Regions from separate parts of the Mus musculus genome. Here regions 1 and 2 are each linked to region 3. Evidence: chromatin loops called from intact Hi-C (ENCODE). Cell type or tissue: gastrocnemius. All regions are shown on one strand. Each heading gives the region's core, and the rest is flanking DNA. Links, peaks and the distances in the headings are about the cores only. Region 1 overlaps Swt1 (SWT1 RNA endoribonuclease homolog (S. cerevisiae)). Region 2 holds the start of Ivns1abp (influenza virus NS1A binding protein). Region 3 has its middle 20 kb from the start of Gm36297.

What was found. A loop is a pair of places that touch in the nucleus more often than their neighbours do. Peaks named below come from ENCODE experiments on the same cell type or tissue, not always from the same donor. Only the 100,000 strongest peaks of a DNase experiment are listed, where the experiment ranks them.
Region 1: it touches region 3 in a loop (4-fold over the local background); 11 of 42 quality-filtered maps call a loop at or near these places.
Region 2: a loop joins it to region 3, with 2.9 times the contacts of the local background. A loop is called at or near these places in 15 of 42 quality-filtered maps.

The regions. Positions count from the first base shown.
Region 1 is chr1:151,384,690-151,394,732 of GRCm38, forward strand. Swt1 (SWT1 RNA endoribonuclease homolog (S. cerevisiae)) reads right to left here. Exons shown (of 20, transcript NM_025819.4): 13 at 9,920-10,043; 14 at 6,747-6,885; 15 at 3,931-4,079. Among named protein-coding and RNA genes, the nearest start is that of Swt1, 39 kb to the right of the region's middle. In gastrocnemius, for the core only: a CTCF peak has its summit at 5,560 (motif pointing left); no DNase peak of the experiment used is centred there.
Region 2 is chr1:151,343,171-151,353,213 of GRCm38, forward strand. Ivns1abp (influenza virus NS1A binding protein) reads left to right here and starts at 1,328. Exons shown (of 15, transcript NM_054102.2): 1 at 1,328-1,585; 2 at 6,206-6,433; 3 at 7,811-7,939; 4 at 8,384-8,553; 5 at 8,660-8,735. The coding sequence starts at 7,829. It also overlaps the pseudogene Gm10138. In gastrocnemius, for the core only: a CTCF peak has its summit at 5,362; no DNase peak of the experiment used is centred there; H3K4me3 peaks cover 1,797 bases; H3K27ac peaks cover 2,334 bases.
Region 3 is chr1:151,031,208-151,041,250 of GRCm38, forward strand. No RefSeq gene overlaps it. Among named protein-coding and RNA genes, the nearest start is that of Gm36297, 20 kb to the right of the region's middle. In gastrocnemius, for the core only: a CTCF peak has its summit at 3,938 (motif pointing right); a DNase peak (open chromatin) is centred at 3,964; H3K27ac peaks cover 1,741 bases.

The DNA.
Region 1 (10,043 bases), core at 2,915-7,914, 350 kb after region 3:
TGTAGACCAGGCTGGCCTCGAACTCAGAAATCCTCCTGCCTCTGCCTCCCAAGTGCTGGGATTAAAGGCGTGCGCCACCACGCCCGGCTCTTTCTTTCTTTCTTTCTTTCTTTCTTTCTTTCTTTCTTTCTTTCTTTCTTTCATATATACAGAATATTCCTATTAAAGTATTAGACTTAGAAAAAATATTTTCCTTTTCTATTTAAATCAAATACTGCTCGACCTACTTACCATAGTAACCTTTCTTACCTAACATGTGAATGTCAATTAAGAATACTGTTTACTATGTTGTTATGGAGAGAATTACATAAAATAGGATAATTAAGTAGGGAGGATGGAAGAAAAGGATAAAGAAGGAAATCTGGAGAGGGATTCCTAACACTAAGAGCCATTTGAATCCATATAGAAAGCTACTACTGCAGAAGCTTCCTCAAACATATACATATATGAAAGGAATCTAAACGGAGTCACCAAATAATCGGGGAGACAATACCACATCTTATGCCACAATGTAAAATCTCCAATGCCAGGAATGGGTTACATCTTGTTCAACTGTTGGTCAAAGGAGCTCCATGGAAACCCTATTGCTGAAGACAACATTCACAGATACCATAGACCACTGAGAAGTAGAGCTGGTGCCTACCTAGAGCCTTCGCTACAAGTGACCACTGCTCACGGGACTGGAAGGTACACTGCATGCTAGCAGACGAGAAAGGAAATCAGCATTTCCCAGCTACAATGTACTGGCACGATGGGGACACAAATGTTATGGAATAACCAACTACTTTCTGATTGGATTTAAAGCCCACTCTTAAAATGGAACCTTCTCTGATACTACTAAAGTGGTCAAGAACCTGAGACTAGATAAGTCATGAGCCTAGGGAATACCTAGTACTACATTCTGCTAAAAGAACAACAGCAATAAAATGATGCTTAATGACATACTGCTGTACCCATAGTTTAGTGCCTTGCTCAGCCCTCATCAGAGAGGCTTCTTGCACTAGACAGGAAATAACAGAGACCCACAACTGGACAATGTGCAGAGAGTGAGACACTTTGGAGTACTCAGTCCTAAATGGGATTTTTGTCATCAAAGCCCTCCCCTCAAGGCTTAAAGATCTATGTGGAATACGAGATAGAATAACTTTAAGGGCCACAGTTGATATATTATCCCAAAGAAACTGTCTTGCAGACACAAGATTGAAGCACATGAATTCAGAGACATTGGTAGCACACACAAGGCCTGTACAGGTTTAAGACAGATGGGGTCCGAGGACTAGGAGGGTCAAGTGGACAGGGGCTCTCATGCCTAACCAAGAAGCTATTTGCAATTGATACCTTCATATAAAGGCAAAATTAGTCTTCTCCACAGAGTCTCACTGGATGTATTAACCACACTTTAAGGTTGACTCCAATGCCTTGGCAGAGTTGGCCAACACAAAACAATACTTCATTTCCCTAGGGTTAAGTTTCCACGTTAATAAAAGGATGAGTTCAAAACTAATCAGTAACTCAACTTCATGTCTTACTACTTTTATGTTTTAAATAAAATATTTAACACAATAGATAGTAACTTACTATTTATGCAAATATGCTATATATAGATCCTTAAAGGTTTTATATTAGCTCACCAAATTCTCATGAATATCCAGTACTAGAAACCAAAACCCTATGCAACAGAAGCAATTTAGATTTTTAAGTGGAGGAAATTAAGAAATAGAAAGCTTTGATTCTCAGTAATATATAAAGGAGGTTATAACCCCACATCAGGTGCACAGGTTTTACCATTCTCTATTTTGTGGGACAGAAAGCAAAAAGAGATGATATCATTTTGTCTGATTATATTAAATTATATTAAATTAATAAGCATACATAATGGACCTATATTTTTTTTCCTGAAATTAATGTTTGTGGCAATGCTGGGATGGAACTCAGGGCTCTGTCCATGATAAGTAAGCTCTCCCACTGAGCTATACCTATAACTCAGATAATGTTTTAATTACCATAAACATTTAGAGTTAAGCATTTACCTATTTCTCCTTTGCTCTGGTTCTTAAATCAAGAGTATATACAAAGTCATGCAAGCGGAGTCATCCAAGCGGGGCTTTCTTTCATTCTTTTTTTAAATAAACACATAGCTCTGTTTGCTAGGTACTAAGTTCTTTAGTAACTTAGCTCATTCTTCTGGAAATTCTAAGAATTATTACTGTACTTATTTTACAAGTAGGGGCAGTTTAAAGATTCAAAGAATTTGAAGTACTAGAGGCAAAAAAATGAAACAGCAACAAAAACCCACAGGTCAGGATCTTTAACATGTAAAATCTAAACCTAATCAACAAAATTGATTTGAATTACTCTAACATGTGGTTCATCACATTTTTTTGGTGTCTGGAAAGCTAATAAGACATGGATGTTTTCATCCTTTTCTACCTCCACCCTCTTAGAGAGATAGCTAAAAATGGTACGAATTCACTGTTTCATCTTAGGTTTCTCAGAAGCAAATAGATGGTGAACAGTATTGATAAATTAGGATACCTAATTAGTGAAAACTAATTACACCTAGTATTTTTCAAGTTCAATTAAGATATTGTATTTTGGAAATAATGTATTTATTGTTTAAGTTAGAGACATAAATAAATATTTAAGGCATGTATCAAGGGCTGGAGAGATGGCTCAGTGGTTAATAGCACTGACTGCTCTACCAGAAGTCCTGAGTTCAATTCCTAGTAACCACATGGTGGTTCACAACCATTTATAATGGCATCCAGTGCCCTCTTCTGCTGAAGGCAGCTATAGTGTACTTATATACATAAAACAAATGACCTTTTTTTAAAAACAGGCATGTATCAAATCTAAATGAATTATACAAACAATTCTCAGTAACATATATTTTAGGGTTCAGGATGTACCTCAGTTGACTGACACTCTGGATTAGATAACCAGCACTACAGAAACAAGAGTGATAGTACTCAGTCACAATCCCACTATTCAGGAGATGAAGGTAGGAGGATCAGGAGCTTAAGGTTATCTATCCTGATGCCGGGCGTGGTGGCGCACGCCTTTAATCCCAGCACTCGGGAGGCAGAGGCAGGCAGATTTCTGAGTTCCAGGCCAGCCTGGTCTACAAAGTGAGTGCCAGGACAGCCAGGGACACAGAGAAACCCTGTCTCGGAAAAAAAACAAAAAACAGAAACAAACAAACAAAAAAAGATTATCTATCCTTGGCTACATAGTAAATCTGAGGCTAGCCTGGGCTACATGAAATCCTGTCTCAAAAAAAATCTAAAAAACTTACTTTTTTGTTCTTTTAAATTATTTTATGTTTGAGTATTTGGCTACGTGCATGTATGTATACCAGGGGCATGCCTGGCACCTGAAGGGGTCAGAAGATGGTGTCAAAACCCCTGGAATTAAATTTAAAGATGGTTTTAAGCCACCATATAAATGCTGAGAACTAAACCTACATCTTCTAACAAGAGCAACATCTCTCTAGCCCCTCTTCTTTGTGTGCACAACTTTCTCTTGTCCATAAAGGAAATAAAAAATTCAACAAGAAAAAAAAATAAAATCTAAAGTGTGTAGTGATATATATCCATAATCTCTATACTATAAAGTCCTAAAAAGAAAAAATGCGTGCATTTGAGACTAGGTGAACTATCTACACAAATTCTACCTCAAAAAAAATAAATTAACTAAATAAATAAGTAAATAAATCCTTCAACAACTACTGTGATACAACTTCTATAGAAGGTCTATGTTCCATAGCCTGTGATAAGCCTTGCCTCTGTTTCAATGTCCTTGGTATTTACTTAGTGCCTTTAGAATACTAGAATAAGTAAAAGTCATAGAATCCTTTTATATTTGGCCACTAAATTCATGTTTGGAATGTTTGTGATGAGCTATCTAAATAACAATCTATGGGTGTCTCACCTCTGCGAGTACTTGCAGTAGTTTGTTTACTTGAGCAAAGGTCTGGGGAAGAACTCCATCATAATTTGACCTTGTACTGAAGGCATGTAACAAACTTTTAGAATCCTGAAGCAAGAATTTCACTGTTGTAAAATCCACTGCCTTATTTGCTGGTAAGAGAAAAATTAAGGAAAATATGAAAGAACGGGTATACAACAATTCCTTGAAACACTAATCAAGTATTAATTTTACAATTTAATCAGAGAAGGCATTTACAAAACTATGTCTCTCTGGTGTAGAAAGCAACAATTGCACACATTCGTAGACAAAGCTCACACTGACTCTGGTACTCTGTATTCAGATTCTAGCTCCCTGAACACAGTCAGCTTCAAAGTAAAGAAAAGTAGAATGTTCTAGTCTTCAGTAAAAAGGATTAATCACTAAACAAAAAACCCAAGCACAGAGTTTTCAAAGATGAAACTGTCTCACATCCAGATGACTATTACAGAGGAGTGAGTGTCATATGTTAAGAGGCAAGCAACTTGAAATTCTATCATATATAAAACAAGATTTATTAAAAATAGTATGTTATCTCTTTGTACATAAAAGTTCAGCTAATAAACAAAAACTTTGGACAACAATAATAAACAAAAGAAAATAGAATTTTCCTCCTATAGAGTAAGATAACCTACCATAATAGCTTTCTCTCATTAAGCTCAAACATTTCCACTAAATTACCAAGTTATTGGGGACAATCATTTCAAAGGTCTAAAGTTATTTAAAAAAAAAAAAAAGCCAGACATAGAGGTGCATGCCTATAATTTCAGTACTCAAGATTTAGAGGCAGGGAAATTGCTACAAGTTCAAGGCCAGACTTGCCTACATAGTGAAAAACTGCCTGAAACAAACAAAAAACACTTAAAAACAAAATAAAGTAAATTTTAATATCACAAAACAAATGAGAGAAAAGATATACTTTTCATCATTGAAGCATAATGATAGGTAGTTGCTTCCAAAGGCAAAATCTTCATGTGTTAATGTTTGGTTTGCTTCTGTTTTAATATTCATAGATTTGAAGGCTGTTTTCACAGCCAGACAGACAAACGCACAGAGACACAAACACACACCAACCTCAGGTGTTTTTCCTCACAGGTGCTTTTAAATCAGATCCCTCACTGGCCTGGGGCTCCTCTAATTAGGTTAGGCTAGCTAGCCAGCAATCCCCATAGATCCGTCTGTCCCCTCTCCTGTCCTCTCTCCTGTCCTTCTATACAAATACACACTACTGCACCTAACTTTCTTAAAGAAGTTCTGAGGATTGAACTCAGCGCCTTATGAGTATGTGGAAGCACTTCACTATTTGACCTATACCCTCACCTCTAGAAACTATTATATTTACATCTGAACATGGCTTTCTTTCCTTGGCTAAGTGAGTTAAAAATGAATAAAGCGTCCCTGTGTATCACATATAAGAATCTGCTTATGAGATTCTGAAGAGTCAGGTAGAATTTTAAAATAATTTTAAAGGCTGGAAAGATGGTTCAGCTGTTAAGAGCACCTTGTGGAAGATGTGAATTTGATTATCAGCACCCATGTTGTGGTCAGCAACCCTAACTCCAGTTCCAGGGGATCTGGTGCCCTCTTCTGGCATCCATGCTTATGTACAGAATGACCAGGCAAAATATCCATATAAAATAAAAATAATAAAGTCCTTTTTAAAAAGACATTTTAATAATTACTCAGTAATTCTTTTTACTTTATACTTATTTTATATTTTGAGACAGAGTCTCACATGTAACCAGGCTGGCCTGCAACTTGGTATATAGACCACACTTGCTATATAGCCTTGTAATCAAGTATTAGAATTAAAGTCATGTGCTACCACACCCAGCAATATTTAACAATTCTAGGGGCTAGTGAGATGGCTCCACTGACTGCTCTTCCGAAGGTCCTGAGTTCAAATCTCAGCAAAAAGGCTTTATTAATAGTTACGCTGGCACACTGAAAATCTCAGCACCTGAGAGGCTAAAGAGAAGATTACGGCCAGCCTCAGCTATTTAGCTGAGCTATTGAGCTATTTCAAATCTAACATTTGAGACACTAGAAGCTGTCTCAAAAAAAAAAACTAAGAGAAAAATAGTGTTTGTTAAAATTCTGAAGGAAAGAAAAATAAGAATAAATTCTATATATAATAAAAACAAAAAACTCATATAGAAACAAAGTCAAAAGTTAACCAGTCATTTTTAAACATTTCTCCGTGAATTGATATAAGGACGTTAATTAAGCTTGGTATATTGAAGTATTGAAGTCATACCCATGTACAATGGAAGAACTATGGGCACTGCTATTCAAAGACAGTAAGCAACATTATACATCATTATTTTTTTAATTTAAAATCGATTTAAAAGCTGGAAATGGTGGTACACACCTGTAATCTCAGCACACGAAGGGGAAGCAGAAAAAACATGGGTTCAAGGTCATCCTAAACTATATATTGAATTCTCGCAAGCACTAGATTAAAGCACACTGCCACACCCAGCCTTTTCTGGGCTCTTGAGATCTGAACAGCAGTCATTACGCTTATATAGCAAGTACTTTACCTACTGAACCATCTTTGCAGCCCATTTTTGGTTGACTTGTTTATTTGGTTTTTTTTTTTTAGAAAGAATTCAATATAGTTAGGCTGCCCTTGCACTCACTATATAATAGCAGTTTACCTTAACTTCTGATCCTCTCGCCCCCACCTACCAAGTGCTTGGATTATAAGCATGTGCCACCACACTAGATTCACTTAATACTTTAACCAATTACTGTGAAAGAAAATGAAAGACTCATACCTTTACAGAGATTTTCATATAGGCTCTCAACAGTTACAAGCAAGTTATTTTCCATAACTAATCCAAATACAGCCAGCCAATGTTTTTTAAAGCACTGTAATAGATTTATTAGAGTCCATGGTGGTTTCAAATACAGCACCTAGAAAGTTACAAAATCATTATCTACTGATTTGTTTTACCTATTATGTAAACATGCCAATGTAGGAACTTCTATACATATCCCTAATAGAAATATAGCTAGTCAGACTATTTTTAAAGTAAGAAGTGCTAATCACAATTTTAAACTGTAAGTCTATCACAGACTGATTTTATAGAATTCATATTAGTAACCTTTAGTTTCATAACTTTTTAGTACACAAAGAAAGCAAACTCTAATTAGTGAAGAAGCATAGTACCTCAACCTACTTTTTAAAAAATTAGTGCTTATTAAAATGTGTATGAGTTTTTCTGCATGTTTGTGTACTATGTGTGTCCCTGGTCCCCTCAGAGGCCAGAAGAAAACATCAGATTCCCTGGAATTGGGGTTACAGTTGTGGGTGGCCACGTGAATGCTAGGACCTGACTGGGTTCTATGCAAGAACAAGTGCCACTTAGTAACCACTTAGCCTTTCAATCTACTTTCCTATATGGTCCTTTCCGTAATCAAAATAATCTAAATACTTCAGACTACCAGAGGGGGGAAAATCAAACAGTATTATCATTTCCTACACTTACAAAGACATACTTATAGAAAACTGATAGATATATTTATAAATAAATATAGATATTTGTAAATAATTCAGGAAGATGTCAATGCCTTTTTCTGAAACCTCCATATTTCTATGAAAGATCCAATTTATACTAATCCTCCAAGATCGTTTTTATTATTCTCTATTATTTTTGGATCAGCATTTGATCATTAGGTAGCAAACATATCACACTGGTAAGTTTAGAATCTTGCTGAGTAGCTGGAATAAATACCTCAGCTACAATTAACAGGCTGTAACACTTCTCCTAGCTACAAATGTGAACTTGAAATAAACATTAAATTAAGAAAAAAAAATCATGCTGGCTAAATTTGGTGTTTCATTTAAATGTAGAAAAGATCCCGCAATACCTCTCCTGGGCATATATCCAGAAGATGTCCCAACTGGTAAGAAGGACACATGCTCCACTATGTTCATAGCAGCCTTATTTATAATAGCCAGAAGCTGGAAAGAACCCAGATGCCCCTCAACAGAAGAATGGATACAGAAAATGTGGTACATTTTCACAATGGAGTACTACTCAGCTATTAAAAAGAATGAATTTATGAAATTCCTAGCCAAATGGATGGACCTGGAGGGCATCATCCTGAGTGAGGTAACCCAATCACAAAGGAACTCTCACAATATGTACTCACTGATAAGTGGATATTAGCCCAGAAACTTAGGATACCCAAGATATAAGATACAATTTGCTAAACACATTAAACTCAAGAGAACGAAGACCAAAGTGTGGACACTTTGCCCCTTCTTAGAATAGGAAACAAAACACCCATGGAAGGAATTACAGAGACAAAATTTGGAAGTGTGACAAAAAGATGGACCATCTAGTGATTGCTATATCCAGAGATCCATCCCATGATCAGCTTCCAAATGCTGACATCATTGCATACACTAGCAAGATTTTGCTGAAAGGACCCAGATATAACTGTCTCTTGTGAGACTATGCCAGGGCCTAGCAAACACAGAAGTGGATGCTCACAGTCAGCTATTGAATGGAGCATAGGGCCCCCAATGGAGGAGTTAGAGAAAGTACCCAAGGAGCTAAAGGGATCTGCAACCCTATAGGTGGAACAACATTATGAACTAACCAGTAACCCGGAGCTCTTGTCTCTAGCTGCATATGTATCAAAAGATGGCCTAGTCGGCCATCACTTGAAAGAGAGGCCCATTGGACTTGCAAACTTTATATGCCTCAGTACAGGGGAACGCCAGGGCCAAAAAGGGGAAATGGGTGGGTAGGGGAGTGGGGGTGGGTGGGTATGGGGGACTTTTGTTATAGCATTGGAAATGTAAATGAGCTACATACCCAATTAAAAAATGAAAAAAAAAAAAGAAAAGATACTAAGTTAAAGAAATTCAAAATATCTTATGATCATGTTTACTCTCATATTTACATGGTATAAAAGTCTGTAAAATATATTTTGTCAAACATTTTGACCAAATTGAACTGAGTGAGGGAAGTACTGACTACTTGTTATTTGGAAACAAGGTCTCTTGTATCCTAAGCTCCAACATAGCCAAAGATGATCTTGAGCCACCGATCCTCTTACCTCTACCTTTAACTCCTAAGATTATAGGCATGTGCCACTACACACAGTTTATGTGGCATTGGGAATAAAACCTGTAGCTTCATGCATGGTAGGCAACTATTCTACCAACTGAGCTATATCCCTAGTCCTTGTGCAAGACTTCTAAGGATTTAATTTAAGCTCTAGGAGACCAATGTATCAAATATTCATAGTATATGCACAATAACTATTAGCTAATTTTTTTTAAAAAAAGAATAACTATTAATTTAAAACAAAAACACATTGTCACGTAAAGTACCTCTTCTTCCTTAATTTTCCTAAATATACCTTGTTTGTTTGTTTGGTTTTGGTTTGGGTTTTGTTTTTGTTTTTTTTTTTTGAGACAGGGTTTCTCTGTGTAGCCCTGGCTGTCCTAGAACTCACTCTGTAGACCAGGCTGGCCTCAAACTCAGAAATGACTCTGCCTCCCAAGTGCTGGGATTAAAGGTGTGCGCCACCACTGCCTGGCTTAGTCCTAACCTTTAAAAAATGTTTATCATATAATTATCAAAAGATGGTTCAGCATATTAAGGCATTTGCCACCAAGCTCGACAACCTGGGTTTAATCCAGAGGACCTACATGATAGAAAAAGAGAACCAATTCCTGCCAACTTGTCCTGACTTCCACGGGACCACCATGACAAACACATGCTTGCACACATACACAAACTTGTGCACATACATACACAAACACAAAATAGATACATAAAATCAGTTCAAAATGTTTTAAGTTATAACATTTAGAGAAAATGTGAGATATAGATTATTGTAAAGCTTTTTAATTTTCACAAATATCATTCTAAGATAACAAATCATCAATAATAGAAAGAAATCTTAACTAATACAGTTAAATAGGTACCTCCATCCAAAGATTTCCAAAAGCAATTTTCATTTCTGTTTCTAATATTGAAGATAAAGCTGTCCCAAGGCATTTTTCAAGATCACAAATGATCCGCTCCAGTAGAATGGACAGTCCGGAATTT
Region 2 (10,043 bases), core at 2,494-7,493, 310 kb after region 3:
GGAGCTCAGTAATCCAGGTCCCTAATAGTGTCATTTGCAACAAAAGTAATGTGCTATCAAAGAGAAAAGCTGGACGGCAAATGCCAGTTTCTCTAAGACACATAATCATACTAGCTGACAGCTCAGTTTCTACTTCCTCCTTTTGTGAAACAACAACAAAAAAGAAACGTCTCCTGGCCACAAGATCTTATTTTTTAAAAGTAATGAAGACCCCCCTCCCAATTTCTATTTCCTACCCGCTAACACATTAAAGAAGGGTAGGAAGCATTGTCAAAGAGCTCCAAGAAATGGCTACAAATTAAGCGGGATGATCAAAGTCAGGTCTAGACTGTGTAAGCGCCCTCTATAAACCAGTATAAGCATTAATCTGGAAACCTTTACCTAACTCGATTATGTGTATACTTTATAGACCTTTGGATATAATCTCACCAAATCCCCTCATCTTCAATCAAGGAAACTTCCCAGCATGTGCTTCAGAGTCATATGAAGAAGTGGAGCCCAGCTTAAATCACATTTGACCTAAACAACTGCCTGCCTCCTAGGGGCAAGGTGGGTGGATGACTGGGCTTGGCTCCTGGGTTAAAAGGCCCCAGGGGGTAGAGATAGGGACTAACAATTCCCCAAGCTACTTTTCTTTGTCCAAAGAAGTCGAGACATCAGGAACTGATACCAGAGGGGGACAAAAAGTAGAAGTGAACACGCATTTTATGGCACACCGATAATATCTCTTTCACCTTTTTTTTTTTTTTTTTTTTTTTTAAACACACTCACTGAATGCTCACCCAAAGCAGGCCAATAGAGGGGCTAGTTGTTCAGGCCCTCCTCTGACTTATCCCTTCTTCCTCCATTCTTCTCACCCCTCCACCTCCAAGGTAAGAGCCTGATGCTCAACTACTGCCGCGGGGTTCCCACAACACGCAGCTCCAGTCTAGGCTAGTTGCCTAGAAGTCAGTGTGACGCTGAGAACTCTAATCGCCACGTCGGATCTCTGGAGAAGGTAGGGCAGGTGGAAGAGGAAGGAGGGAACCAGTTCCTGGACAGTGGAAAAAAAAGGGCGAAGCGAGGGTGTGAGGCTCGGGAGGGAGCGCGCGCTCGATAAGTAACAGGAGGAGCGGTCCCCGCCGCCCCGCTCTCCCGGATCACCTTGCGCTGACCTAGTTGAGCCGAGAAGGAAGGAGGGGGCGGTTGAGGAAAAGAGCTATGAGGTGGGCGGGGCCCTGTCCGGGGGCGGAGCCTCAGAGCGGGATCTTCCCGGGAGCTCGCCTGTGATTCGCTCAGGCATCAGAGCCGGAAGCGGCCGGGAGGCGTTGGCGGCAGCGCACGTGGTGACGTGCGAGGGAGTGCGGCGCGAGCGCGCGCGGCGGCGGCGGCGGTGGCAGTGTGTTCGGGACGCGCGTGGAGGTCGGTCAGTCGCTCGGAGGTGCTGGGCGCGTCGTGGCGGCGAGCGAGTTCCCGCGAGTACCCACTGGTCTTCCTCAGCCCGCAGCCTCCCGCCCGGTCGCCCCGAGCCCCTTCCAGCGCCTTCCGCCTGCAGCCCGTCGAAGCTCTGGAGATGAATTTCGCCATCTCTTCAGAGATGACCCAGGTAACGCGCTGTACGCGGGCGCCGCGGGAGGGAGAGGGCGGGGTGGGAAGATGGTGGTGGTGCGGAGCGTCCCGCTGTCCCGGGAGACACGGGCATCGCGGGGCTCCGCATTCGGCTCGGTTGCCGGCTGGCGGGGGAAGAGCGCGGTGGTCCCGGACCTTCCTCCGCCGGGGCGGGGATCGTCAGGCTTCCGCGCTGGGTGACGGAGGGTCCCCGGGACCTGGCCCGGCGGAGGACTAGGAGGGATGACCCGCCGGATGAGAGCGGCGGCCACCGAGGACTGTAGACATCGTTTCCCGCTGTCAGGAGCGAGGTGCCGGCTGCGGTTTGGGGCTCTCCGGGCTAAGACTCCCCGCGGCCGGCGCGTGGGGACACAGAGCCGCCCTCAGAGCGCATCGGTTCCAGGGGTTAGGCGTGGGGTGGCACGGAGTCCCTGGTCGCCGTGGACCACGGGGTCCTTTGTTCGAGCTCCACGTTGCCCGCTTTTCTTGCCAAGCGCGGGGAAAAGGAGGCGGGAGGAGCGAGGGAGCGGCTGCCCTGACGTGTCAGCTCTGAGTGACTGCGCCGCCGGCCAATCGCGGCCAATCGCGGCCGGGGGTGTGCGGGTGCCTCGCTGTACCCGCCGAGAGCGCGCCCCAGGCCTTGCAGCGCGGGGTCCCCGGCGCGCCGGGGCACAGGCTCCATGTTCTCTGAAAGAAATAGGTGGAGAGCAGGCTTTTCGTCCGATCACCTTTTTTTTTTTTTTTCTATTTTTGGGTAAAGGACCTCGTTGATAAGACACCGGGGAGTGTCAGAGTGGAGATTAACGTAAGGAAATCTGTACACACACACACACAAATTTGAGAAATATTTCCGCCTTTCCCTCAATAAGTTGCAGATAAATGATTCCGGAGAGCAAACATTTCGATCAAAAAGAAGTCGGACGGCCTAAAAGGCAACGTTTTGTTTAATGTCTGTCAGTAGTGGAGGTTAGAACACCCAGATATCAAGTTCTTAGGAGTTTTGTTGTGGTCTCCTGTTTTGGCAATACACCATAGCTCTGGAAGTAAGAGCACACAAGCCGCACGGACTAAATCACCTTAGCCATATTTTCTTTAATTTTAACACCAGTGGTTGACTTAGGAAAAAAATAACTAAGAAAATAGTTTCAGGTTGAATCCTGCTAAGTCTTTAATATCTTTAAAATGTTAAAGGACTTATTTGTAAGCCTGGATGTAAACATTGACTGGGTAGAACTGGATTGAAACCAATATGCTGTAATGCCACCTAGCAGGCATTATATCAAACCCACACTTTGGTGGCTTCCTTGCAGGGAGGCCTGGGGTGGCTTTCTTTTGATTTCCTAATTAGTGAAATCTTGAGTTAATTAATAGATTCCCATTTCTGTAGCCTTTGTCTTAATTTATAGTTGCCTTCTAACTTTGTCTTTTCCAAAGACAGCATTTCACGCTTTATTTTAGTTATTGGTGGGAGGTTGACCTTGTTTTTGCATTTCTTGTTTGGATGTTTTAAGTGCCATATAAATTTAGTTTTTCAAAAAAGTTTCTTGACTGTCTTGGCCAGTGATATTAATGTGACTTACCCCAGAGGGTTTTTTGTTGTTTTTGTTCGTTTGTTTGGTTGGGTTTTTGTTTGTTTGTTTTTGTTTTCTAGCTTTTTAGCAGTTTGATGGTATAGTCAGATGCTGCAGGTAGGAATTTTTGAAGGTTGAGCATATTCCTACCTTCTGTTGGTGTTAAAAGTATTATTGGAGTGATTTCTGGTTCAGTTACCACTGTGTTAATGTTTCTAGCCCTGTAACAGTACTCTTTACACTTCTGATGTCAGCCTGGATATCCAAAAGTACCTCAGCATTAGAACATCCCAGTCTTGCTTCTTTTTTCTTTCTTATTCTAAAAGTGGCATGTTGATAGTGGTGCGCCCATGTTAAGATGCCTTCAGCCCTCACTCAGCGCCTTAGTTGAAGACCAAGTCAGCATGGGTGTGTCTAATCTTCATTAAATGTCTCCATGTTCTTTCCAGGCATGCCCCCACCACACCTTCTCTAACACCCTTTTGTCAAACCTTCATCTGGTCTCCATACTTAGCATTGTTTAAACCTTAAAATAAGTTGGTAATTTCCGCTTCACCGTGTACCATGTGCATCCTGCAGTCTACCTTCTATTGAAACCAAAACAGCCACAGTTTCTGGACTCTGTGCTGCCATGTCTTATCTTCCTCTTTGCCTGAGCCGGTTTCTCTGCTTTATCCGCCTCTACGGTATCTAAGGCTGCAGAAACTGAGCTAACTCCATTTTGTTCTAAGTTTTTTTATTCCAGTATGTGTCTGCCATGTTTAGAATCACAAGTGTCTGTAGCTTGTGGTTAAGTGTTTGCTTGATATGCTTGAGCCCCTGGGTTTAGTCCAACACTGGGGAGGGAATTCTTAAATTACTAAGTGATTGACTTCTTTGGAAAAAATTACCTTGAAACTTAAATATTTGTGGTTTACCTTAGCAATGTTTGAAAATGTGATGTTTCCTTTTGCTTAGCAGAGGGTGGGAAATGATACGCTGTTCTCACAGCTCTGTAAGACCCGCTGGATTATATTTCACTTAGGCTAATCTTCTGGGCTATAGTAACTCTTGAATACCAAATAGTAAGTCCCCTGTCTTCCATTTCTTCTACCAACCACACTAAGGAACTGAAATGTCTTTAGCAGTATATATTCATTTTCACACCAGTTTCAGTGTTAAAAATGGATTGGCTCAAACAGTATTTTAAATACAAAAAGTACATTTTATATTCTTATATGACTTAGGGATGTTTGAGCCTTGGTCTGGCTTTTGAAAGATAAAATTTCCCCCATTTTAAAATATCATTAGTTACTGTGCATAAGTTTTATATATGAAATAAGAAACATGAAATTTGAGAATACTTTAAGTTTTTAAAAAAATTTTATGTAGTGTGGCTATTTTGTCCAGAAGGCATCTGATATACCCAAGCTTATCTTAATGAAAGTAAACATGAACTTTTAAAAACAAGTTTGTATTAATTTAAAGGTCATTTGGACTTGGCTAGCTTTTTAGAGTTGTAACAATGGGTAGGTATTACTGATAAAGGCGAAATTCATATTAAAATCTTTGCTAGACAGTCTCATGTAGCCTCAGTCAGCCTTGAAACTTACTATGTAACTCAAGTGGGCTTTGAACTCTTAATCTTCCCATCTCACTCCTAAGTGCTAGGGATATTGGCTTGTGTGCCCATTTCATATGTTAAAATTGTAGTAAGCAGAAAGTCAGATATTAAATAAAAAGACCTTATTTCTCAAAATTGAAAGCAGTATTGTAGTGTACATATTGTACAAGTGCATATGCCAGAATTACCCCAAACAGTCTCTACAAAGTTTTTCTCTTAAAGACTATAGTAATTTTACTCCTACCCCAATAAATCTAAGTTAGAGCATCCAAGCTATCAAAATAATAAATATTTCACCTTCTAAAGGACCAGGTTTCAATTTTTTTTTTAAGATTTATTTATTTATTATATGTAAGTACGCTGTAGGTGTCTTCACACACTCCAGAAGAGGGCGTCAGATCTTGTTACAGATGGTTGTGAGCCACCATGTGGTTGCTGGGATTTGAACTCTGGACCTTCGGAAGAACAGTCGGGTGCTCTAACCCACTGAGCCATCTCACCAGCCCCAGGTTTCAATTTTTAGCATCATGTAGCTGGTCACACTGTAACTCCAATTCCAGCATATTCATTGCCTCCTTTTGGCCTCCGAGGGCACTGCATACATGATAAACAGACATGTACAGGCAGAACTCAAGTTTAGAATGTTTATAAATCTCCAGTATGGTCTCTGTATGTACATGGTATGGGATTACCTGTTTTCAGAGAACATTTGTTTTGTTAAAACTAGTTTTGTAAGAAAAGATAAGAAATTATAAAGCAGAAGAAATCAACATCATAGCAGTGTAATAGAGTTGATACAGTTTTTGTTTTTAAGATGGTCATGCAACACAGGCTGCCCTTTAAAATGACCAAGGCAGAGGATCGGCCTGGAAGCTGAGCACAGAACAGCAGTTCTGGACAATTGTGCGTGACTTCAGAGAGGTTCTGAGTGTGGGGCCCGGGGAACTGGCGAAGGCTCCACAGCTAAAGGAGTTCACCTGTCAGGAGTCGCCTTAAGGATTTTCCAGCTAGAAAGGCAGCATGAAACAAGGGCAGGGTTAAATGCCAAGCACACCTTGGGCAGTGGGGTATCTGGCTTATAGCATATATGTGTCTGGGAGGAGTGCCCAAAGGTGCTTTCCTGGCTCCTAGAGCAAACATCGGGTGTTTTCATGGTAGCTGGAATCTAATAGTAAATACTTTTACAGTTAATATTTATATTTGTCCTTTACTTCCTAGGCTAGTATATCCTTCTTTAATAATAAGAAAGGATTTTTTTAAAGAAATCACTGAGTACTTGTATGTTAAATAAAAAGGAGTTGTTAATAGTTTGTTTTCTTAATGTAATGTGAATATTTTTTGCCTTTTACCTCAAAGAATAACTTATTTTATATGACCTATTCTACCTACATGAATGGCAGACTGATTCTTCCAAATATCTAACTTAGATATGCTATTTTTACAGATTATGATGCATGATTATCACAGAAGAAATTCATGTCTATAGCTTTTAAGGACTTGATTACATCATTTTCAAGCCTGCTAGTTTTGGAACCACCATTAAAGCCTAAGACATCTCCCTTCAGTCAGCCACCTTTCTTCACACTGTAACGAAGTGCTTTGTTTCAACACTCCTTCTTTGTCTTTGGATCATTTGCGTTCTCAGTGACACATTTCTCTTCAGTAATTGTTGGTAAGTGAATATTCTGCATATTTAGCAGTAACTTTGTTTGGGGTGTGAGCTGGCTCAGTGAGAAGAGGCACTTTTCTGCAGAAGCCTGGCAACGCACATTTGATCCTTGGGAACACTGGTAGAAGGAAGAATTAAACAAAGTTGCCTCTGACTTCCACACACCCTAGGGCTGGGGCATGCTTCCCCAACTTAATAATAAATACCATTTTTTTAAAGACACGGGTTTTCTGAAAACTGTACTGAGTATAGACTCTATCTCAATGTTTAAATGGTCAGAGAGATCCTAACCATTTGGCTATGAAAACTTTCTTTTTAACAGTGTGTGGGGTGGGGGAAGGGGCGGTCTTTCCTTTTTCCTTGTGGGTCCTTGGGTCTTGAACTCAAGTCCTCAGGCAAGGTGGTAAGTACACGACCTGTTTAGTGCCCATCTTGCAGGCACCTAACAAGCATCTTTATCATTTTTAAAAATTTTTTAATTAAAATTTGATTTTTTTCTTTCCTCCTTTAGTATTCCTTTTTGTGTATTCTGACTTTTAAGTTACTTTAAACTGAATCTCTTACTCTTACTCATTTAGTATAAGTTACTGGTTTATAAGTTAAGTTAAAAACTTGTTTTGAGAACAATAGGCTGGAGATGTAGCTCAGTGGTTGTGTTTACCTAGCATATTTGAAGCCCTTGGTTCTGTTCCCAGTGTTGTATATAGGAAATGGTGTCTTTACAAAGAATTTTAGTTTTCCAGGGCTGGGAGTATGTGCCTCTGATAAGGAAGGGGGATTGAGTTCAGGGCCAGTCTCAGCTGGGTTCTGAATTGAAGGCCAGACTGGGCTATATGAGATGTCTCAAGTGAACATTGGTTTAATTTTGAGAGTAACGGATGGACAGCAGCCAAATCCCTACATGCCTCTCTTAAGCCGCTTGCTGTATAGGTTTGGAAAGAGAAAGATTTCATTTTCCTTCCTTCCGGAGGAATGCGTGTTTGACCTGGAAACCAGGTTTAGGTTGTTGAGATGCTCACTACTGGGTGATGGTTACAAAGTCATAGGATCAAAGTCAGGCTGAGGTCATCCGTATCCTGGACCAGTGTTGTTTGAGCTAGGATTTTGTGCAATAAATGTTTTGGTGTGTTGGTAGGATAGAATTTGGGTATGTTTGAAAAATACATAACATTCTTTTTTGAAACAATGGTTTACTGTGTACTGTGATTGTCCTTGACTTTACTGTCTTGTGTATGACCAGGCAGGCCTCAAACTCAGGAATCTACCCGCCTCTTTCCCAAGTGCTGAGATTAAAGGTGTGACTCACCATACCCTGCTTGAAAAATTTTAAGAACTATTTACATGTAAAATAACTTAGCTTTCTTTTTTTTTTCTGTTTAGCCAAATTTATAAGGAAAAATGATTCCCAATGGATATTTGATGTTTGAAGATGAAAATTTTATTGAATCATCTGTTGCCAAATTAAATGCCTTGAGGAAGAGTGGGCAGTTCTGTGATGTTCGACTTCAGGTATTTAAAACTTAATTCATGACCTTTTGTTACTAAAAAAGTAAACTCATAAAACCATAAGTTGTGCCCCCACCCCCTAAACAGGCAATTAATGAGATGACTAGGGGGTTTTTTGTTGTTGTTGTTTTGTCTTGTTTTTTGAGATCTTATTTTTTTACGTGTATGGGTGTTTTGCCTGCATGTATGACTTGTACCACATGCCACATGTGTGCAGTGCTGTGGAGTTGAGAAGACGGGTAGGATTCCCTGGAACTGGATTTACAGGTGGTTAGGAGCTACCATGTAGGTGCTGGTCCCATGGAAGAGCAGCCAGTGCTCTTAACCATTGAGCCAACTTTCTAGCGGTGAGATGACTTTTAACTAGAACTGTGAGACAGAGGAAGCTGGTATGTTGAGTGCATAGTCAGCAAGACTTCTTTCTCATTTTGGTTTTCATTATTTCAGGTCTGTGGCCATGAGATGCTAGCACACAGGGCAGTCCTGGCTTGCTGTAGCCCCTATCTATTTGAAATCTTCAATAGTGACAGTGACCCTCATGGAGTTTCTCATGTGAAGTTGGATGATCTCAATCCAGAAGCTGTTGAAGTCTTGCTGAATTATGCATACACGGCTCAGTGAGTGCCTTCAAATGAACCAGAACATCAAGTACCGAGTGTCTGGATGTGAAAAGCCTGGTCATAACTACAAAAACTCCCCCCCCCCCCCTTTTTTTTTAAATAGGTTGAAAGCTGATAAGGAATTAGTAAAAGATGTTTATTCTGCAGCCAAGAAGCTGAAGATGGACCGAGTCAAGCAGGTAGCGTATTACACATTGTGAAAGTAGTATACTGGCAAGGTGTTCTGAGGGGTTAGGATGTAGAAATTATCACAAAACATCTAATTAGGCCCAAGATTTAGAGTTTCAGTCCCTTCCCATCTTGGGTGAGCATGTTGTTTTGACCTTTTGGTAACAAGGAAGGAAAACCTGTCCTCTTGACTGACAGTCTCTCTCAGTGAAGATTCCATTCAATATTTTTGTATTTAAGCTACTTGTATATTTTTCTATGATGATTATGATGATGATGACAAGATAGTATTGGGAAATCAAGTTACATAAAATGCTACATCTCTGATGGGTATGTTTAATTTTGATAGTATGTTAAATAGCATTACTTACATTGTCAGATCACTACACAGAACTGTCGCTTGGCCTTGACATGAACCTTTCTGGCTTGGGCATAAACTAGATCAGTTTCAAGATAGTGTGTGTTCCCAAGAGTAAATGGAATTAGAGTGGTGTATTGACAGTGTCTGATACAACAGATTCATGTATGTGTGTGGTCTACACATAAGGGAAAGTACCTGCAGAGACCAGAAGGCTTTGAGTCCCCAGGAGCTAGAGTTAACCAGTGGTTTTGAGCTACTTGCCTGATGTGGGCCAAACTCGGGTCCTCTGAAAGAACAATTAGCAACAAGTACTTTTGCTCACTGAGCCATTTCTCCAACACCCCTAGTCATAGGATTTTTAAGCAGAGAAAGTGGCTTTGAATAAGGGCCAGCAAACTAAAAATGTTCTTTAAAGGGTCAGACTTTTTAAGTAAAATTTTATAAAGACCAGCTATGTGTATTCTATATATAATCTGTGTAACAAAATTTAAACCAGTAGTTTTCAACCTTCCTAACGCTGCGACTACTACAGTTCCTCATGTTGTGGTGCCTTCCAACCATAAAATTATTTTTGTTCCCATTTCATAACTGTAATTTGCTATTGTTATGAATTGTAATATAAATCTATTTCCAGTGGTCTTTAGGTGACCAAGATGAAAAGATCATTTGACCTTCAGAGGGTTGCCACCCCCGGATTGAGAACTGCTGAGTTAAACAGTTAAGACAAACAAAATGCCCCACAAACCTAAAGTACTTGTTGCTTTTGTAGAAAACTCAAGCTCAATTCTAAGCACCCATAGATGTCACCCAACCATTGTAATTCTGGTTCTAGAGTGTCTAATGCCCTCTCCTGGCCTCTGCAAACACTACATGCAGATGGTGTATTGCATAGACATATATGCAGCCAAACACCCATACAAAATGAAAGTAAATGAATCTTTAAAAAGGAATCCTGTGA
Region 3 (10,043 bases), core at 1,974-6,973:
ATTTGTACCAGACACGGGGGGGGGGATTCCTTTTCCAAGAATAAAGCTGAAATGCTGTTCTTGCCAGAAGCTATATGCCGCTCTGCAGTTTATTTCCTTTGTAATAGAAGAAAGAACTTCAAAGCCACAAGTATACACACATGCTTCAAGTATGTCTAAATTCCAACCTAACTTCTGCATTATATCATTGGCAAACCTATAATGTATATTAGTAATGTAAAAACGAGGATGGGTAGAGATGGAGAAATGATAGTAATTACAGGATGGAAGAACGGGAGTTGTAATAAGCTTTCTGATATGCCGTGACTGGGGACTCCCTGCCACGTTAGCACAGACTCCAAGCTCCTCGACAATGTTCTGTAAATCGGTTCACACTGCAACACTTGAAAACTAACAAATCTATATGGTTTTTTAAATTCCTTTTTTAACATGTATTTAATGCACCCATGCATGCACATGGACGTGTGCTTGTGTGTGTGTACCACAGCACACACGGGAGGTCAGAGGACAAATGGCAGGAACCAGTTCTCTCCTTCTACCACATGAGTCCCAGGAATAGAAACCAGGTCATTATGTTTGGCAGTGATCACCGTTACTCACGGAGTAATCTAATCTCATCGTTCTGAATCAACACATATTTTAAAACCAAAGAGAATCCTGTGGACCGGGGAACGGAGTGGGCATTGTGCTCAGAGAGACAGACATGAAGTTCCAGGGTCTAATTTGCCATCTGAGAATTTCGGAGAGAAACCAAAGGACCGCCGAATCAATAGTAATGATCGGGAATTATTAGAGCACGTGCATTGCTACTTCATAGACAGAATTGCTGTGTATGTCACAAGGCTTATGATTGGTCTGTTTTGCAACTACCTTATAGATTGACATGGGCTAGCTGAATTTACAGAGTAGCCATTCATACTTTGAGCACTGATATGTTTTTAGGTAGAGAGAAAAAAAAAAGAATTTCTGCCCATGGAAAATAAACAGCGAAAGGATTCTTACAAACTGGATGGTTAGGATTTTCCCCATCTGTTTCTTCGAAAGTCCTTTTGAAGGCAAATCTTTTCCATTTCAACAGAGCTGCAGAAAGTTCAGCTTCATATCACACAGAAGTCCTTACATTTTAACTTAATCTAAGGACTCCGCCCCCTAGTAGCCGCTTACCAGAGTCCTGTCTTCTGTGCCTTGCACGATGTGATATAAACGACTGATTAGATTTCCACACTCCAGTGGATGGCCCCACACCCATGTGTGGACCAGCAGCGCTAACTGCACTTACCATCATAGAAAAACAATAGAAGGCATGGAATTGGGAGGCTATCGTGTTGAGATGGCTACGGTGGAGTTGAAAGAGCAGGAGTAAGGTGATCAGTCTCACTGTACACATGTATACACTTTTCAAAAGTAATAAAAAAAGTTAATATGTTAATACAAGTTTGCCTAATAGGTTCCTCAAAGAAGTGTGATCCTAAATCGACTTTTAAGAGAAATCTAAAATAAATAAATAAATAAATAAAAAGTCCAGCAGCATGTGTTTAGTGGAGAAAAAAAGAAAAAGAAAACTTCATGATTGGTTTATAAAAACTTCTTTTAGAAAAGAAATGTTGCTTACATAAAATTCTAATATAAGTATCAAGATTTCAAAGCCACTACACAAGTTAGCAGACTATAAAATACACAAATACATGATCATTATATCGCCAATAGCTAGCTTAAATTTCATCTGAAGCAATCCAGCCCCCAGAAATGAAGTTTAATCCTGACGGTGGATTTATTGGTCTTTAAGCTCTGAATCCCATAACAAAATCAGCTTCCTGGAGTCCTTCCTGACTTTTCTGGAATCCTGTCCGACTTTCAGCCTGGGAGTCCTCCCTGGCTTCAGCCTTATGCCTCTTTCTTTATCTTGTTTCCCTCCTCGCCCACCCAAAAGCTTCCTTTGATAAAAACCCACCTTCATTTTTAAAAGTAATGGTTCCGGTGTGGAGCACTCACTGCATGAGGAACGCTCTGCATAATTCTTAGACTGGAACAGGGACAGTGCAGCAAACTGTATACGCTGTTCTGGTGCAGGGTGCTGTGGATATCAGAGAGCCAGGTCAGAAACTGAAGCAGAGATTAGAGAAGAACACTGCTTACTGGCTTGCTTCCTCTGGCTTACTCAGACACCTTCTCATGCAATCTGGGAATCACCTGCCTACCTAAGAAAGGTAAAGACCATAGTAGCTGGGCCCTCCTATGTTAAATAAGTATTAGAAAATGTCCCCATAGTATGTCTACAGGCCAGTCAAGAAAAGGCAATCTTCTGTTGATGGTTCCTCTTTCCAGATGTGTCAACTTGCCAACTGAAGCTACCTATGACAAATGGATTGTACTGGCTAGTTTTGTGTCAACTTGACACAGCTGGAGTTATCACAGAGAAAGGAGCTTCAGTTGAGGAAATGCCTCCATGAGATCCAACTGTAAGGCATTTTCTCAATTAGTGATCAAGGGGGAAAGGCCCCTTGTGGGTGGGACCATCTCTGGGCTGGTAGTCTTGGTTCTATAAGAGAGCAGGCTGAGCAAGCCAGGGAAAGCAAGCCAGTAAAGAACATCCCTCCATGGCCTCTGCATCAGCTCCTGCTTTCTGACCTGCTTGAGTTCCAGTCCTGACTTTCTTTGGTGATAACAGCAGTGTGGAAAGTGTAAGCTGAATAAACCCTTTCCTCCCCAACTTGTTTCTTGGTCATGATGTTTGTGCAGGAATAGAAACCCTGACTAAGACATGGATATTTTAAGATATTATGAATTTATCATGATTTTTTGTGAGATGATAATATTGAAATTATGTACTTTTTTTTTTTTACTGAAACTGAGGGCATCTGCTAAAATACATGTTAAAACATTTACCAACACAGTAATACAAAGTCTGGAGTTGGATTCAAAATACCATATTGACAATTCAGAGAGGTGAAGAGAGTTTAGATAGAATAAAATTGGCGATGGATAGGAACTGGCTAAATAATTTTTCTACCTTTGTATATGCTTGAAAGGCAAATAACACCAAGCTTTAAATAATAAATGTTTACACTGTAGAAGAACATATTTATAATTTTACTATCTGAAACTAAGAATATACCATATATATATATATATATATGAAGTTTAATCCTAAAGATGGATACCTTCATTTTATATATATATCTTGATTAAAGACTTTACAAAAACTAACCTCATGAAACTGAAAAGCTTCTGTAAGGCAAAGGACACCATCAATAGGACAAAACAGCAGCCTACAGAATGAAAAAGACCTTCACCAACTCTACATCTGACAGAGGACTAATATCCAAAATATATAAAGAATTCAAGAAATTAAACATCAACAAACCAAATAACCCAACTTTAAAGGTAGAGTCTAAAGTTAGAGAATTCTCAACAGAGGAATCTCTAATGGCCAAGAAACACTTAAAGAATAGTTCAATGTCCTTAGTTATCAGGGAAATGCAAATGAAATGACTATAAGATCCTATCTTATACCATCAGAACACCTAGGATCAAAAACTCAAGCGACAGCACATGCTGGCGAGAATGTGGGGCAAAGGGAACACTTCTCCATTGCCGATGGGAGTGCAAACTGGCACAACCACTTTGGAAATCAATTTGGCAGTTTCTTGGAAAATTTGGAAAAGTTCTACCCCCAAGACCTAGCTATACCTCTCCTGGGCATATACCCAAAAGATGCCACCCTACACCACAGGGACACTTGCTCAACTATGTTCATAGCGGCTTTATTTGTAATACTCAGAAACTTCTCTGAGGAGGAGGGGAGGGGATAGTGGGGGAGGAACTTATAAGAATAGGGGTGCAATCGAGATGTAAAGTGAATAAATAAATTAATTAATGAAAAAAGAAAAATGAGGTGGGACAGCACTGACTTGGGCAGGATTCATAGAAAGGGAAAACTCCCGCCAACATCCACAAGAGGGCGCCAAAAATCAGCAATCAGAGACCAGAAATAAGCCAGGTTCGAGGGATTAGATTAGAATGGTACCTGGAAAAGTCAAACTGAAAATAAGAAATGGGGAGTGGGGGTGGGGTGAGTGTGGACACGTTAGCTAAAGGGAGACAGTCCAGAATAAATGTCAAAAGCACTGCTGTGGCAGAGCCAACTTTCCTAAGGAAGATCTGGTACAAGGGAATATCAGCCTGTTTAAAAGAATCCAGGGTAATGGGATGTGGGGTTCACTGTCCAGTCATGGCCATCTAGTTGGCAGGTAGAGGTGTGGACTCCTCTGTTGGATGAAGTGAATAAGGGCTTGGGTATGGCTAGAATTCCAGGACCAAGAACACTTAGGAAGGAAATCTGTGGAGCAAGCTGGATACCCAGGGTCAGAGCAGAGAGCAAGTGAAACCCGTGGCTCAGACGGAGTGCGAAGAGCCGAGGTAGCGCAGTGAACCAGTCGTTAGACTGTTCTGTGTGACAAGCCCTGTGCCAAGAGCTCACTGTGAAGAGCGGCCTCTCTAATTCCATGTGGGAGAGTATTAAGGCAAGACTGAGTAGCTTTGAAGTGAATATGTGGCAGAGGGTTCCGACTCAGCCACCAAGCTTAGGAAATAGGAAATAAAGAAGATAAAGTTGGCATGTAAGCTACAGTCAGGAGCAAAGAGCCAGTGAACTGAAACGAGTTAGTTGGAATTCAGGATGGCAGCCTAGGAGGGACGGCAGAGAGCAGTGTATACAGGGAAGGGTTTCCATTTGATAGCTAAGCCCAGGGGTGGGACAGGAGACCAATTTGAACCCAATCAGCAAGGAAGATGGAGTCTGGGACATCTATGCAGCACTCAGTGTGTCAGTGTAGCCTTAGGTGAGAAACTGAATTTGACAGCTTGGCTTGTAACATTGATTTCACTATTCTGATCCATAAGGAATATTTTTTTTTTAAGTAACAAGTCCTATAGACTCCTGTCTTGCTTGCAGTTATGTCTCATCTAGCACTTTTTCTTTTTTCTTTTTTTCCAGTACCCTAGCCCCTACCCCGGTCCTTGGCCAGTGTGAACCAGATAAGGGGAAAGGCAAGAAGCGGGACAGTTAAGCTGAGTGAAGACTTTCGAGCAAGTCACAGCAAAGGACTTGACTTGGGAATGGTTGAGGGTCTTAGGCTTTCGGTGGGCTGCCTCAACCGGCTGGTGGAAACTGCTAACTAACTGTCATTTACTCTGCTGGAAGCAATGGGATGGACGGTATCCTAGCGATGGATCCTTGGCAGGCAAATGAAATGCTATTTGGGTCCTCACTGAGGCCTTGTTAAAATGTTATGTAATAGAGGAAGACTCTTTGGGGATGGCAAGGCCACTGGATGCCTCTCAGCACGTATGACCTTCCCACAGCGTGGGTGTGCACACCTGCTCTTTCCACCAAATGCTAGGAGCCTCGTGCTCACGGCCTTCCACTATTACAGAGAAGTTGCCAGTTGACTCTCCTCCCCATGGGGAGAATTGCACGAGGAAGTTCAGTTGGGGTCAAAGAGGCTTGTTTTCCTCTTCCAGGGCTTTATTCTACAAACTGAGTTGTTCTGCCAAAAGGCAGGAAATGCTAATTGTCTTTCCGCACTTCTGTTTCCCTAACGCAAGCCCTATCTTAGGGCCTGTGCTGAAAAAGCCGCACTTAAGCTTCACGTAGGTTATTTGTTTTTTCCTGGAACGGTGGCTGGATCAAGGCCTGAATCTACGAAACCATTTGTGAGAATTTCTAGAAGCCGAAAGTGGTTGTCAAGCGGATGGTGCTGAGTTAAGTTGAGGCCACCCGGTCCCTTTCAGGCCTTCTGTTCTCTACGTACAGTAACTGAAATTGTATTGCAAACAAACAAACAAAAAAGTTCAAGATTGAAACTCTCCGATGAAAAACTGAAGAGCACGCATTCTGTTAGTGAGCCTGGATCACGGTCTGGCCTGGATCTAGTAATAATAGCATCTCAGACGGGAAGGTATATTACAAATAGGGCTTCAGAGGTTGGAGAGTTGGCTCGTCGTTTGAGAGCATTTGCTTCTCTTTCAGAGGACCCCAGTTCCGTTGCCGGCATCCTAGTTGGGTGGTGTACAATCATCCATGACTCCAGATCCAGGGCATCCAACTTCCTCTGGTCACTTGATCCTTCCCAAGGGAGCTAAAACCATCCAGTGGAAGAAAGACAACATTTTCAACAAATGGTGCTGGCACAACTGGTGGTTATCATGTAGAAGAATGCGAATCGATCCATACTTATCTCCTTGTACTAAGGTCAAATCTAAGTGGATCAAGGAACTCCACATAAAAGCAGAGACACTGAAACTTACAGAGGAGAAAGTGGGGGAAAGCCTCAAAGATATGGGCACAGGGGAAAAATTCCTGAACAGAACACCAATGGCTTGAGCTGTAAGATGGAGAATCGACAAATGGGACCTCATAAAATTGCAAAGTTTCTGAAAGGCAAAAGACAGCGTCAATAAGACAAAAAGGCCACCAACAGAATGGGAAAGGATCTTTACCAATCCTAAATCAGATAGGGGGCTAATATCCAGTATATATAAAGAACTCAAGAAGATGGACTCCAGAAAATCAAATAACCCCACAAAAAAATGGGGTACAGAGCTAAACCAAGAATTCTCAACTGAGGAATACCGAGAAGCACCTGAAAAAATGTTCTCTCCTCTTTCCCTTCACACATCTCAACGATTCCCCCCTTTTGCTTTCATTTTTTATTCTTACCTGATATTTCACACAGAAGATAAAGCACACGATATTTATTCTTATAGGAATGGCTTACTTCACTTATCGTGATGTTCCTCAGTTCCACCGATTATTCTGCAAACAGCGTCAACCTTCCTTATGTCTGAGTGAGTCTGTATATATAACACTGTTATATGCCGACTCTGGGGCACATATACAGAACTGGTGAATCCAAGTCTAGATGAAGGCTGTGAACACTGAAGGAAGTCAGAAGGCTTTGGCGACTGCAGCGTCAAAGAATGAACGCTAAATGAGAATTGCTACAGAATTCTGAATTCAAATATATTCTGCACTCTTAAGGATCGTTAAAAGTAAAGGCTGATATGTTATCCTCCAACTCCTTCAAAGCTCTTATTGCTCTGGAAACTAGACCTCACATTTTGTATAGCCAAGTTGTTTTCAGGGGGGACAGAATTTTGCTTTGCAGGAAGTACTCTTTATTACTCCCAGAAATTACAGGGAAGGGGCAAAAGCAAGTTATCAGGTAGAAAAATACTTATTTGTAGTATCAGCATAACATTTGACTACAAACAGCGCCGGCATTGTGAGGCAGTATCTTTACAATGATGAGCGAGTATCTTCCAGAATAATTATGGCTTTTACCAAAGCACTTCTCTTCTGTGTAACAAATGCAAGTGAGTTTATAAACAATGACTCATGATCACTTACTACCAAAACAATCCAGTAATGTGCATACTTTTTATTCAGGGCCGCTAATGCCTTCCAGAAATCTCTTTTGTTCTCTGCCTCTGTCAACCAATCCGCGTCATGGCCATTAAGTCCATCAAGCTCAGGAAAGCAATGCAGCACAGTTCACAGTGAGGTCGACCACCTGACACAAAGCTGTGTGCAGAGCGACAATGCCTCCCCAGGACTGCGCTAACCTGACTCAACAGGATGCATTAGTGGGATACAATTGTGGGCTTATGGAGTGATTCCCGTTAGCCACTGAACGTGAGGCATCTTCTAATTCCTCAGTGGTTTAAAGACTCATTCCATTTGTTTGCCAGAAAGCCGAGCGAACATAAAAAAAAAAAAAATGTAGCAATGAAATTATGGGTTGCTCTGTCCACCTAAAATAATTGCCATCATTTTAAAAACATTATTGATTTAGTTTTTATCTTAACACACAGAGCCAGACAAACATTTTTAAATCATAGTAAACAATACTATTCCCACTGCAAAAGAACCTTCATTTTTTTAAAATGCTTTATAAAGGTGAGACTGACTTATACATCATCCTTCCACCAAAGTACAAAAATGTTATCCATTACTTCTCAAAACAAAATAAGCCCAGACTATACTTAGTCAGCCTAGATAACACCCTAGAAGGACATCTTGCCTTGCCAACCCCATTTGACACAGGATAAAACTGGAGACCAAATAGGTGAACTGATTTAAAGGTAAACACAGGGCAGGGGACCGAGTGAATGAACTTGGGTAAACCAGAAGTCACGTGACTTCCTCTCCTTTGCTCCTTCCACAATGGATAGAGTTCACTGTCCTCCTGTCTGTCTCCCTTCCAGTATCTTCTAACCCTCTCCTTACCCCATGAGCCTAACCTATCATCAATTCTCAAAGACTCGGATTTTTTTTTCCGTGAACTCTTACATTTAAAAAATAATTTTTTAAGCTGGGTTTATTAAAAACTCTCCTTGGGAGACTGAGATTTGAGGCCACTTGATCTACATAGTGAGTTCCAAGCCAGTCAGGCTATACAGTAAAACTCTGCCTCGAAAAAAGGCAAGAGAAAGAGAATTTTTAAAACGAGCATGGGTTCTTAACCCAAAATGCAGCCTTGCCATATTAAGCAGACATCACCTAACAAAAGTAGTCTCTATTCAATTGGTTTGGGAAATCCAAGGACAAGCAAAGATTCCTCCTCTGTCAGAGTCCCCGGCTTCCCATGTTGTGTACTTTATAAGTCTTCAAACACACGTATGTCTGTCTTATTCAATTATGAATTTACATTGTAAATACTTGATGAAATGAACACCATTTGAGACCTCTATGACAGGGACTAATCCCAGGAATAGAGGTGCTTTACAGTGATGAATGAGATTGTCACTTCGAGATTTTGAAACATACATGGTAGAAAATAAAACTGTTTATCCCGTCAAAGCAGAAAGGATTCAGAGAGCCTGCATTCATAATTGATTTTCCGAAGATTAAAAGATGTGGAGGAGATAAATCTTAAGCTCTCCTTTCACATACTGGAAACTGAGCCGTGAGAGCAGGCACTGGGTGTACTAGCCACGTCGCCTCATATCTGTACCAGCTTTCTCATGGTGATGGGTGTGAACTCATTGGGCACTGGCTGCATTCTGGGCTGGGAGGGGTCTTTTACACTATTTACAACAGACCTCTAAGATAGAGCCAAGGTACCTATATAATTATATACTGCAATGTATACCCAAGTCAGTCTTGTTTGCAGGTTTCTGATGTTAGTTTCATGATGACACACTTTCTTTAACAAAGCCCAGCAGCCTAAGTTCCAATAAGTCAAACACCCAGCAGCCTAAGTTCCAATAAATCAAACATGAACTGCACTTCCCCCTTCAAACGACAATTCCGGAGTTTCATGACTAAAGCCAGAGTTAGTTCTGCTTAAATTTCGAAATCGATCTTTGTTTTTGTTTTTTGTTTTTGTTTTTGTTTTGTTTTGTTTTCCCCTCTCTTTTGTTGAAGGAGAGGGAAACAGACGCCACTTGCTTCAACGTCTCCTTAAACCAAGATTTCGTATTAGTTGACAGCACATCCAGTTATGTCCCCAGAGTTCCCTGCCACCATCCCTTCCCACTGAGCACTTTGGTGGAGCACTGTCGAGGTACCTGATTTCAAGTGGGAAGCAGCCTAAATAATAAGAGTGAAGCAGAGAGACAGTGAAGGAGTTCAGCCTCTCAATCAATGACTAACTTCTAAAGCTTTAAACACAACCTAATTTGAAACTCTGTGAGGCATTGTCTCAAATGAAGTCTTAACAGTCATCCTCAACGCTGAAGAGATCTGACAGTGGGAACTTGAAACATTTATCTAGGATTTGGCCAACAAACAGGAATAAAAGACGTCAGAAGGTGCCAAAGCAAAACCCGCACTCAATAACAATAGAAATGTGAGAGGATCCTTAGGAGCTGACTGTCTTGTTCTCACGGGGTGGGGGCGGGGGCAGGGGCGGAGCGGGGCGGGGCGGGCGTTGCAGAGGATATGCTGTTCTTCATTTATCTGGAGCTAATGTTTACTTTGGTCTGTTTTCGCTTCCTCCCCTCTCCCACTTCCTACTAAACATGTCACATTGAACTCC